Linked DNA regions of Homo sapiens: region 1 is linked to region 2. A link is a contact called in ENCODE Hi-C or POLR2A ChIA-PET data. All regions are on one chromosome and are shown on one strand. Each heading gives the region's core, a stretch centred on a gene start or an enhancer-like site at or near the end of the contact. The rest is flanking DNA. Distances are from core to core; before and after follow the strand shown.

Region 1 (6,146 bases), core at 1,665-4,164, 37 kb before region 2:
GGTAAAATAATTACAGCTGAGCTAGAACAAATTTTGATAAAATAATTTCATTCTACCATAAATTAAGTCATTTGCATTATTTGTCCAACTTTACTTTTGATTTGATTTGATTGGTTGGTTGGTTGATTTTTTTGAGATAGAGTCTTTCTCTGTTGCCCAGGCTGGAGTGCAGCAGTGTGATCTCCACTCACTGCAAACTCCACCTCCCGGGTTCAAGTGATTCTCTTGCCTCAGCCTCCCAAGTTACTGGGACACAGGCACATGCCACCATGCCTGGCTAATTTTTGTATTTTTAGTTGAGATGGGGTTTCACCATGCTGGCCAGGCTGATCTCGAACTCTTGACCTCAGGTATCCACCCACGTCGGCCTCCCAAAGTGCTGGGATTACAGGTGGTAGCAACCAAGCCCAGCCCACCTTTAGTTTTTGAGCTTATATATACTCACCACTTTCATTCATATGATTTATGAACCTGAAAAACAGTTGATGGAAGATATTAGAAAATAAGATTATGTATAACATTACACTAAATTTAAGGTTTGGCCTCTCTATTTCAGTTATGATTTTCTCTACACCACCTCTCTTCCTGTGTCTATAAAATGGGAATAACAATCCTTACTGTGTACTTACTTAAATGGGATGATTCGCAAGTTCCTCGTTCACAAGAGATTTTTCAAATTGTTTTTTATTTTCTAAATTGAATATGCAGTGATGTGCCATGCAGAACTCTGGTTCCAAGTTAAAAATGTCCAATTCAAATAGCTGCAGGGTATTTATTGGCTCACATAAACGATGGCCCTGGAAGTAGAACCAGCTTTATATATAGCTATACTCGGGAGTCACACATAGTTTTATCCACCTTCAGTTTTGCTACAAATTGTGTTGTCCTCAAACTCAGGTTTTCTGGTATAGAAAGATGGCAGTGGAGCTCAAGTGCCTACCTTTTCTGAGACCTTAGTCTAGTAGATTTCCATTCCCAGGATTCCTTGGAGATACTTGTTGAATCTCAGAGATTTTGATTAACTCAGCATGTCCATTTCTTAACCCTTGCTAATGAGAAAGAAGAGAATAAAGCTTTTTTCATTTCATATCCCAGAAAATGTGCATGCAGTTCTGCTCCCATTTTTCCTACAGTATTTCAAGTGAACCACTCAGTGACAATCCCATCAACTTATACTGCCTTACTCTTTTAATTTAATATGAAATAGAACTGTCATTAACTGAAAGGGAAATTGCTTCAGTGAATATATTTGTGAAGAAATAAAATTGCTTCAGTGAATATATTTGTGAAGAAATAAAATTCATGAGATATTATAAATTTGATTTGCCTTCAAAATTTTAATTTAACTTTTAAAATTAGTTACAAAATATAGTTTTAAAAATAATCTAATTATTCATAAACTTTTAATTGAGAGTTTCTTTCTGATTAGTTGCTGTCTGCCCCTGTGCAGCTGACCCATTATATTTACAAATTGGTTGATCTCTGCATATAGGCCATAATAGTTTTATAAACTGTAGGTTATAAACGTCTGCTCTAATTAATTTTCTTTCATATCAACTGAATTTGATGTTGTTGAGGCATTAGTGAGTTTTTTAAAAATAGTTTACATAGAGCTTCATTTTGTTGATTAGTCAAAAGTATTGTTAAACTGGCTTCATGGTGTTTGAAATCACCTATTTTCAGGTGATAAGACTTTCTAAATTGATTTTTCCTTGTTCCTGGATGGGTCTTATTCTGCCAGATGGGAGTTAGATCACTTCCATTGAAAGAGAGTCTGCATGTGTTCCCAGAAGCACACACGTGTATGCAAATGCACACACTGACACTACAGAGTCTGGTTCGTGTGTTCTTTCTCACTATCTGAGGTTGTGTATGGCCATACACGCCTCAGATGGGGTTGGTTTTTATAAAAACGTTAAGGCTGAATCATATTTGTTGTATTGTGACATTTGCTGCCTTGCCATCAAAGAGTAGGTGCCTTTGTGCTGACAACTCTTTGGCATTTTGCCCCAGGGAAGTGTTGCATTATCAAAAGAGACGCTCACCCTCTCAGTGCCAGGGTGCTGGTAATTAAATCGTGGATGGTTGACCAGAATTCACAGGTGAAAATGATGAAAAGAATGTATTGAAATGAAAACCTGAACTAGGCAGCATTATATCTAATGAGCAAGAGGAGAGCTCTTTTAGGCTTGGTAACTTAGATGAGCATATGTGAACTATGGCTAATGCTTCTGATAGAAAATGGTTACTAGGAAACCATAAAAAACCCTCTAATTATGTGACCTCCAAGCTATACCAATAAATATAGAATTCAGATGAGTTTGTGCTAAAACCAGTAGTAACCCACTAATATTATTAATACTCTTGTAGTTTGTTTCCAAAGGAAGTAAGATTTATTGTCCTTTTAAGTACTGGATAACAATTCACAAAGATTGAATTTATTTAAAAGTTCATAGCCAATGCTACTGTGTTTTAACTGATGAATTTTGGTTTCCTTTTGCAGTGTTCTGTATCATGGCGAAAGGTCACAAAATAATATCTTGCTATCAAAACTTTTTTTTGTGGCTTAACTAGGCAAAACTTCGATTAATAAATGATAAGCTGTAGACCTCTACTCAGAGTAGTAACAAAGAGAGAGCTGGAGGTGGTGGCTCTTGCTTGTCACTCCAACTCCCATGGAGGGTCCTTCCTTCTTCAACCTGACTTTCTTATCCCCACAGACCTCATGTGGAACCTTGTACCATGGGTGCTATTCTGTGGCTGCTGTAGGATCTTCCCAGGTAGAACCAGACCTTATCCTTTTTCTTTGGTTTCTTGGGAGTAGAGCTGAACATGAGTGGGTGACTTCCTTTTCCAGGCTATTGGTCAAAGCTGCGGTCAGCAACAACTTGGCCAAGATATGCTTGACCCAGTTTTGCCACGGGCTACTGACCAAGAGGTTGCTGTTCGGAGTTGGCATGAGTCAGAGAAGCAGGTTACCAGCAGGTTACCAGCTGGGCAAAACTCAGATCGATTAGACATATCTTGGGGTCTTTTTACCCCTCTCTACTCGTGTTATAATTTTTTATCTTAGGCCCCTGCATTCCTTCCTCTCCTTAGCCACAACTGCCTGATATCTGTTACTTCCTACTAAGTTTTAACAGATAAACCAGACTGAGGTTAAAATGCTAAGAATTAACTCCTCTTCCCAGAAAAGTGTAATAGAAGGATACTATAGTGGAGTGGGAATTTGATAGGAAAGCATAAAATTATATTAAACTGGTAAGTGAAAAAATTTTCTACAAAAATGGTGAGTAAATAAATAGCATTTTGGTAGTTTACATGCTCAGATGCTTTATTTTTCTAGTTTTTTTTTAAAGCATTTGTCTTCTGGGGAAGCAATTTTATAACAGGTAATGTAAGCTTCCTTTGACTGACTGTAATTGACTAATGGCAACCACAGAAAACAGCCCTTAGCCTTCAATTTTTGCTCCCTTGCCAGTAAATCGTCCTGCCTGGGGTGATGATTTAATTTTCATGGTATTCAAATTACAAATTAACATTTGCAAGTGTAGATTTGGGGGATTATGCTGGAGCCTAGTAGAGTTCTCTAAGGATAGTGTGTCCCCTTGGGCTACATCATATAACTTCCTTATTAAAGTGAAAGGAAATTCCCTTTTGGTTTTCTTACAGCTTTTCTTCCTGTCCTCATATTTAAGAAAGGCATCCATCTATTCCACTTTAAATATCAAGCTTTTCTTATATCAAGTATTTCAGATAGTCAGTTTGCATACTGCTTATGGATGAAGTTAAGGGTTTTGGAAATGTTAGCCTACAGATTTGCTTTTTTTTTTTTTTTTCGAGACAGAGGTTCTGCTCATCACCCATGGCTCACTGGAGCCTCAAATTCCTGGGCACAGGCAATCTTCCCACCTCAGCCTCTTGGGTAGCCGGGACTACAGACATGTACTACCACGCACCACTGATCTTTTTGACTTTTTGTAGAGACAGGATGTCATTGTGTTGTCCAGGCTCGTCTCCAACTCCTGGCCTCAAGTGATCCTCCTGCTTCAGCCTCCCAAAGTTATGTTTGCTTCTAATAATCATAGTTGTTCATGAGTAGAAGGTATAATTCCAGCCCATCACCATACTGATGATAATTTATAGCATTATTTGTACTTGTGTTTGTAGTTTAACCTGTGTGGAATTATAGAGAGGAAACAAATCTTTTGACAGGGGCTAAGCTTGGTTTCAGGGCAGAATAAACAATATTTTTTTCAATTATATAAAATTTTGTAGAATTATGGTAAATAGCAACTGCATTTGAGGACCAAAATTCAAAGGTTTCTGTATTTTATGGAATTCGAATTCATTCTATTGTATTAAGAGTAGATTATCCTGGGGCCAGGTGCAGTGGTTCACGCCTGTAATCCCAGCACTTTCAGAGGCTGAGGCGGGTGGATAACCTGAGGTTGGGAGTTGGAGACCAGCCTGACCAATATGGAGTAACCCCATCTCTACTAAAAATACAAAATTAGCGAGGCGTGGTGGCACATGTCTGTAATCAATCCCAGCTACTCGGGAGGCTGAGGCAGGAGAATCCCTTGAACCCAGGAGGTGGAGGTTGCAGTGAGCTGAGATCGCGCCATTGCATTCCAGCCTGGACAACAAGAGCAAAACTCTGTCTCAAAAAAAAAAAAAAAAAAAAAAGGAGTGGATTATCCTGAACCCAAATAGAAAGTATTTGAAGGGAAAGACTATGTTTTCCTGTAAGGTAGATTGAGCAGAAAAATTATTAAAACAACCTAATGATCTACTGTGACTAACATTTTGCAACTCAACCTATTTAATAGGCTCTGGAAAATAAGCAATGATTTCTAGAGAAGAGTAAAAAAGCCAGAAGAAGAAAATTAAATAAGCGGCACTCTTTCTGTGGGGAAGCCTATTAACCGTGGAAAAGAATAACAAAGTTAGGCAAAAGAAGCCTACAACAAATCTTGCGTATGTGTACGTGTGCATGCGTATACATACATACACACATATATTTCTCTCAGACATACGCAGACTTTTCAGTCAGAAAAAAAAGGCTAAATGTTGGAAACCAGTACTTAATTGATTTTTAGAATGCAAACCTAACCCTTTTTGACATAGATTGATCCTATTACAAAATTCATAAAATTTAAAAATAAAAATCTGTTATGTAATGCTTAAGTAGATATTGGTAATTTGGGATTAAGTTTCAGTTAAAATGGTAAAGGGAGAATTTTAGTGGAAGTGTTTATTGTAAAATTGAATGATACTAAAATATTTTGCTTACAATTTTTTTAAAAGTCCAAAATGCTTAAAAAGTTTTGGTCATATCCAATATTTCCTAAAATGTTTATAATATTGTAACCTGGTAGTGTGACATTTGCCCCTCATTTTGTTAGCAGCTGTATTATGCTCTCTAATAATACAATTTCTTTTTTATTATGTAAATATAACACTGAAATTAGTACTAGGAAAAGCAACTGCGTGTTAAAAACCATCATATTTTTTACTGGCAAATTTGGACTGAAGTTGTCACTTTGTCACTTTTGTCATTGCCTACCTTTATCTCCAGGGCAGCATCTGATCAGAGATCTCCCTTAATTATTTTAAGATCACTGTGTTACTGTTAGATTTTTTAAATAAACATTTAGATGAAATATTTGATTAAACTGTTACACTAAAAATGTGTTTAAACTAATATGACTTTAGTCAGTTTCCTATGATGATAATGTAGCTTACATGTAAGGGATGCATCTTATGTACCAGACATTCAGCTAGACAGCTGACATAGATTATCTCATTTCATCCTCCCAAATGTGAGGATGAGAAAACAGAGGCCTGGAGAAACTGAGCAGTGTGGTCGTGATCACTAAATTAGTAAATGGTTATGTTTTGACTAAGTATTTCTTGTTATCATGTAATACTATCTATCTCCTTTAAATAGTTATAAAACTCAGAGTTTACAACTTCTGGTCTTAACATTAAAAAAAAATCATCTGGAAATTATGACTATCATATAAAAGTATGTTTTAACCTTCAAATAATGATGTTATAAGCAATTCCATCTTCACAGTCACCCGCCAGTATTTGATCTCTGATAAATGAATTGTTTGTTGCACACAGCCTCTTAGCTTCTT
Region 2 (6,681 bases), core at 271-2,770:
GAGTATTCAGTAGAAATTAATCTGTGAAAGAAGAGGAATTCAGCAGTGGCCTATTTGATGAATGATTTAACGTGCTTATTTCTTCCCTTTCATCAAAACTCTGTGTCCCCTTGTTTGCCCCCTCTGACTTCATACTCTGGAGTTGACCAAGATCCCTCTTCCATCGGATTGTTCTGGGAATTTTGAAATAATCTGCTTTTTCCTCTCTTTCCCCTGTTGCTTCTGATGCCTTAGAATTACATTTTCCTCGCTGATTTAGTTTAGAAAAGAGAAAAGAGCTTCCATGACTAGTAGATTATCACTTTTGGGTTTGCTCTTGGAAGTGACAAGATGCTAGGATCCCTCTTTGGAATGTAAAATTTATCTCTTATATAGAAAGGATATAAATGTAGCACCAGAGACTATAAAACTCTGATACTATCTACTGTACTGTATAGCTGAACGCCACAATGTGTCTGGTAATCTATTGACTATCATAAATGCTATTTCTACAGAAAAGTTAGGAGGTCCATATTTCGGGCAACCAATGTATAGCTGAATGCAGAACAGTCATAGTTGGGTACTAACCATATATATGATTTATCCATCAACAGGTGCATATGCTCAGAAATTCTGTATCCATAAGAAATCAGACTACTTTCTTTTCCTTTTGCAAGTAAATTGAATTTAGCCTGAGAGGCTGAGGGGAAATTTTCACATATAAGCCACGGTTTTGTGTTTTGTGTTTTGTTTTGTTTATAGATATAGTACTAACTGGATGGATGCGATAAAATTCATAGGTGGTACTAAGATACAATAGGATTTGTGAAATGGACAATTGTCTTGCATAAATAGCAAGTAAAAAATCAAGCCTGTCCTTCATAAAAATTTTATTCTGGGGTGTGCTTGTTTTCCAAAAGTACCTCTGCTAAATCTCCTGTTAGTCCTGAAACTAGAAGGCAGAAAAGCTTCTAGTGCTACAGCCAACTGCAGTGTAGCCTGAGAAACAGGCAACAAAAATAGAACACCAGGATTGCTGTGCGTGGGTGAGGCAGAAACCACATTATGAGCAAAAGCTTCCAGTATTATTTTAGAACCAATACAGAGCTCTGTACTTCTCTCCTCTCTCTTCCAAAAACACATACTACAAAAATAAAATGAAATGAAATGTATGTGCATTTGCCCTCTTAGAATTATGATTCTTAATTTTTTTTCTTGCCTTCCTTTCTTTGGAAGCGAATCGCCAGTATGGAAACACAGTGTGTAAAGCAAGCTTCGAGAGAGGAAAGAGTTAATTGGTTTTAAGGCCCTGCGATAGAGAATTATGGTTGGAAAGATAGAGGCTGGACAGCTGGGTTTGCTGGGGTATTTTTAAATGCATTAATGCAGGCTCCAATCACTCGGCCATGCTTGACCTATTTTTGGCTCAGGCCGACCATTGTTCTATTTCTGTGCCTGTGGGCCATGCTGTTGTTGATTCATATGCAAATGGATTATCACTCGCTTTAGCCAACTTGAGCTGAGAGAGACTGAGAAAGGGGGAAGAGAGGCACAGACACAGATAGGAGAAGGGCACCGGCTGGAGCCACTTGCAGGACTGAGGGTTTTTGCAACAAAACCCTAGCAGCCTGAAGAACTCTAAGCCAGGTTTAATTGGTTTCTTTTTCTCGTGGGTAGACTTAATAATTTTCTACGTATTCTGACAAAGAAATAACCCCGAAGCACGTTCCTATTTCCCACCTGCTTGTAGTTTCCGGGATAACCTAAACTCCAGAGAGCTATAGCATCCACTCTGTCCTTTCTGCTTTGCACACAGGTTGGTAACATGGGAAAAGTGTCCAGGTCTTTTTAAAAGTGGATGCCCATTTGAGCAGAAAGGAAATCATTGTCGAAGTTGATCCTCTGCTGCTTCTCCTCAGGGAGGAGGGAGAACCAGCGAGGGTAGCTCCTGGGGCCGGTGCACTGAGCAGTGATGAATGTTTCATGTAGCTGAAGTAAGAGTGACTGGAATATGCTGCAGACAATTTACGAGAGTGACTCCTGTTTTTCCTCAGATGGGGTGGCTGGACGAGAGCAGCTCTTGGCTCAGCAAAGAATGCACAGTATGATCAGCTCAGGTAAGATCCTCTTTCATAACTGAGACGTTTTAGGTTTGAAAGGGGGCTGGCTTGGGAAATGCAGCTAAGAAAAGCACCTCTCTTAAGGAAATTGCTGCTTTTTCGTGTTGATGTTGCTATTTTCTTGGTGCGTCTGTAGGGTTTAACTTAGATCCCTTCCATTACTGTTTCTGTGCATATTCAGTCTGCTTAGGGACAGCAGCTTCTGAATGAAATTGCAAACTATTGCTTCTGATGAAAGATGAGACTGAGATAAGTAAAATGTAGTTGGGGGTGTTTTGCCTTTACTATGCAACTAGAAAAAGGAGCTGTGTACTGATTGTAAGCCTATTCTAATAGGACTTTAAAAATCAGGTAAGTTCATATTGGGGCTTCAGTTTAAACTGCAGCCCCGCTAGCCTGACGATTTTATATTTACTCTGTGCCTACAGAAGCACATCTATTTATAGACCTACCTTCTAAAATGTGTTTGCCACAGAGTTATAAAGGTAGTTTTCTTTTTTCCATTATGTGGCTTTTTCTCATCAGCCCCAAATGAAACTGTTTAGGATGAAATAAAATTGTTATTAGCAGATGCTTATTTTAATTTTCTTCAAAAACATGTGGGAAGTCTAGCATTGTCAGGCAGATGTGATGGCATAACACACATGTAAATGTGTTAAAAGCAGGTGCAGCGTTTTAAAGGATAATAGGAACAGATTCTAATTTCTAGTTTCTCAAGGAGATGAGCTGGTGGGAGATTGAGCTTGTCAGCCTTGTCAATTTATACTTACTAAATGAACATACTCTCCAGGCAGTATCACTTAACGTGTAATTATTGCCTTTCATATTTATTTCCTATGGCTATTTCCTAAAGCTTTGGGAACTCTTTGTTTCTGTCCTCTTCTGAATGTTTCAACCTAAAATTGGCTTAAAGTTCTCACTTAGATCCCACTTCCCATGTGGGCTTAATCGTAATTATAGATCACCGCCTAGATTTCCATGATAAGAATGCCACATAAAGCAGTGTTTACTTTGTAGAGCTAGGTGTGAAAGAAATATTCCACAGGTTGGCATGATGTCTGTTTTGGTGTTAATACACCTTCCCATATGGGGATCTATGTTTAAAGCTAGTTTTCTTTAAACCTTGGTTAGTTATGTTAATTTTAAGATCCTTCTGTTGACCCAATCTTTTCATGGAATCAGAATAAAATATCAATTTTGCATAATTTGGTATTTATACACTTAAGTGACAGGAATTATGTTAATGAATAGTGCCTGCTTAACAAAAGCAAACCTACCAGAATTTCAGTACAGTTTATTCTTATAGCTGCAAAGCTGACAAGGGCTCCGGGAGGGTTTAACAGGTATGTCTCTAATGGGACTGGTCATTTAACTTAGCATTTTATTTTTTAAAATATGGATGAACCCTTTGAAAATAACTATTTTAGAAATCTTTTCAGCACTATGCTTTATCCTTTTAGTCCTCACTTCTGTGTTACAAGTTTGATATTTTTTTTCATATGGTAGAAACATACATGCCTTCCAAGTAGCAAGTGTCTGCTGAAGCTAAGGCTGGCTACAGGTGTTTGCAAGCTTTGCTTTTTTCTCCACATCTTTGATAATCACATACAGCTTTACACCCATTTCAGTAGAGATTGTCATTTTCCTAGCATTTAATGGTTTGTGTACAAAGCAACAAGATTTTCAGACAGGGAAGTGCTTCAGGCTGTCCATGCTTTGGCCAGTTCTACAAGAAGCAACATTTAAGCAGCAGCTAGCTATTAAATGAAAAGTGATGTAGGTTAACATCAACTCCCAAAACCTGTCTGGTATAAATACATAATCACTAAGTTCTATTTATTTTTAAAATGTGAAGCATAAAAACAATTACACCCTTCCTGCCATGCCATATATTTCATATATGTTCTTAAATTTAATTCACCTAGTCTTTATTGTATACTTCCTGTGAGGCACTGGCTCTCAAAGTTGGACTCACCAGAAGCACTTTACAAAATATGATACCTAGATTCCACTCCCAGAATGCCTGGTTTAATTGGTATGGGGAACAGCCTGGGGATTGAGGTTTTTAAAATCTCCCCACCTTAACCTTCAGCAAACTGAGATTCACTGCTGTAGGGCTAGGGAACAGATGGTGATGCTGGTGAACCACTATCAGTAGGGTTTGTCCTTTGAGCTAACTGCTAAATTAGGGGTATGTTTGTCTTAATTTAGCTACAAATCTTGTTCAGCTCCCTTTTGGACCAGTGGTCTGGACGTGATTCATAGGCTTAGAAGCAGAGTCTTTGGATTTGAAAGAGAGAAAGGATGCCTGGCAGCAGTGCAAAGGAGTGGAGAGAGCACTGTTCTAGGAGTCAGACACTCTGTATTCTAGCATGAGCTCCACTGCTAGCCGATTGTGTACTGATTTTTTTACTCATCTTCAAACTGAAGAATAATGATGTCCTCCTGCTTGCCTCTTAGCATTCTTGTGAGGTTCAGATGTATCAATATGTCTTTAAAACGTATACTCACTATTAGAATTGTTGTTTTTAGTGAATGAACCTAAGATCTTGGTTTTCAATGCCATGTTCTATCTTGCTGAACAAGCCACATGAGTTACATTGTAGGTCACATGGGGGAAATGATTGTTTGTTTTGATAATCAGTTTGCCTTAGTTATCTTATAAATCAACTATTTATTTTGTTACCTTGGTTTGATAAGAGTTGAGATCTTTCCTATGCAGACTATCACTATAGGTAAGAGTAGGGTGTGTATGTGTGTGTGTGTGTGTGTGTGTTCTCTGAAATGTCTCATTATGTAATAAAGGCAAAGAAGTTGCACAGTATGTGATTGAACAGTGAACCCCAATCGCAGATTTCATGAGATTATTTTTAAAACATTGGTTATGTTGTGTAATTTCTTTAGCAATTGCATTAGAGTTCCCATTTGTTGTTCTAGTTATATTGGATATTATGCACTAATATTGATGGTTTTTGTACAGAGCTCTTTATATACTATTGGAATACAAGTTTTTTTTATGGTTGTATGTTTTTTTGATATTGACTCGGCCAGGCTAAACATGTTTGGTAGAACCAGGTTCTATAATATTGTACTAATATATTTTAGTTTAAAGTTCTATAATATTAAATCTTAGAATTCAGTGTGAGTGACACATTTTGTCAAGTACATCCCTACTTTTGTGGCTTGTGTGGGCCAGGGTAAGTGATAACTGTGGCAGAAAGTGAAGCATGTACAAATATTGACTCAGGTCACTCTGCAGGAGCTGGCAGGATTAGGGGTGTTCTCCCATTGCCAAGCATGTTGCTTAACACGTTGGGCAGCAGAGCTGTCCAGACAATATTGGAACAATTATTATGAAGGAATTTCCTAGAGTTTGTACAGAAGTAATGTAAGATATATTTACAATAAGGAAAGCTCATATTTTGGCCATCTATTCTTACTTTAGGGTATAAAAGAAAAACATTTAAATCAAAGTCCTGAAATTCTTTTATATATCTTCACCCTTTTTTGAATCCTTTTGTTCCTTAGTGTATGGTGTTGAGGGGAAGGGAACATTTTAGATTCAGTAGTCACGTCACTTATGTCTACTTGAAAAGCAGAATCTAATTATGAAAATGTAAGTCTGTGAAATGTTCCTGTCATGTCAAGAATCACTTCTGGTATTCCCCATAATTACTGTTTTGCCATTCTCTAACTCAGGTTATCTTCACTTGCAAGTCTGTTATCAATTGAGATAGATGATAGGTATCAATCAGAAATATAATTATAAATGGGCTCATTGAGAATGGAGACAAGAATGAGTATTTCATATTTCTAAGGATGACACAGGAGGCATAATTATTGTTATGTCCGTTAAGTAAGAAAATCCAATAAAACCCCTTGGAAGACTGAAATAAATCCAAATTCTGAATTCAAAAAATATTCTAAATGATGATTTTAATTTTGGAGATGAGCAATTTTAAAATGTGCCTCATAATTTCTCACTACTGATAAATAATGAAGTGAGCCCAAAATAGCATGTCAGCCAGCAAACATACCTTCCATCCCTGTCACCCAATATATTCAACAGTAACTGAGCAAAGAAAATGATATAACCTAATGCAACATACCTCAGAGGCTAACAGCCAAGGCAAAAATGGATGCAGAGGTTCTTTGATCATAACAGAGAGACCTGTCTCCTGGGCTGTCTTAGAATTTTACTGGCAAGTTGACCAGTTCCTGAGGATTCTCACTAAGATTCCCAAATCTGAAGAGAAGAAAACTGAGTAGGTATCCTCACCATTTTGGGTTGTTCTTGTTTTCTCTTGTGGCTGAGAAATAGTAGAAATGAAGGCTTCAGAGCAGCGTACTAAATTGGGAGAAAGATCGATCCATAGCTCTTTGGAATGACGTACCTTTCACCAACTAAACTTAGAGATTCTGCCAAGAAGAAAAACATCAACTCATTGAACCCATGGAATTAGACGTCTTAGTATTGCTTCCTACAAATAGAGCACCTTACATAAATTTTATATTAAAAAAAGCTGAAAGGTGAGATGATAAACAAGAGAATGAGATGAGAAAGGAGATATAGATCTCAGGA

What was found. Hi-C counts contacts between places; a loop is a spot of excess contacts on that map. ChIA-PET counts read pairs that join two places held with the same protein, here RNA polymerase II (POLR2A). Pooled maps may share reads with other maps.
Region 1: a map of psoas muscle shows a loop between it and region 2 (3-fold over the local background). The contact joins the enhancer-like site here to the promoter of HDAC9 in region 2. A Hi-C loop is called at or near these places in 5 of 168 maps with a recorded cell type or tissue (B cell, Calu3, gastrocnemius medialis and 2 more), 1 of 37 single-sample maps with no recorded cell type and 3 of 50 pooled maps. POLR2A ChIA-PET finds 5 or more read pairs at or near these places in 4 of 52 experiments (MCF 10A, OCI-LY7, PC-9 and 1 more).

What each region holds. Positions count from the first base shown.
Region 1 is chr7:18,456,122-18,462,267 of GRCh38, forward strand. It overlaps a transcript of HDAC9 not described here. Among named protein-coding and RNA genes, the nearest start is that of HDAC9, 37 kb to the right of the region's middle. Within about 2 kb of position 2,915, at least 4 of the 41 ENCODE cell types and tissues checked have a DNase peak (open chromatin) inside an H3K27ac peak, as active enhancers do; they include gastrocnemius medialis and psoas muscle, where a contact is called at or near this core.
Region 2 is chr7:18,494,229-18,500,909 of GRCh38, forward strand. HDAC9 (histone deacetylase 9) reads left to right here and starts at 1,521. Exons shown (of 26, transcript NM_178425.4): 1 at 1,521-1,795; 2 at 2,034-2,096. The coding sequence starts at 2,075. RefSeq lists an enhancer at 1,250-1,299.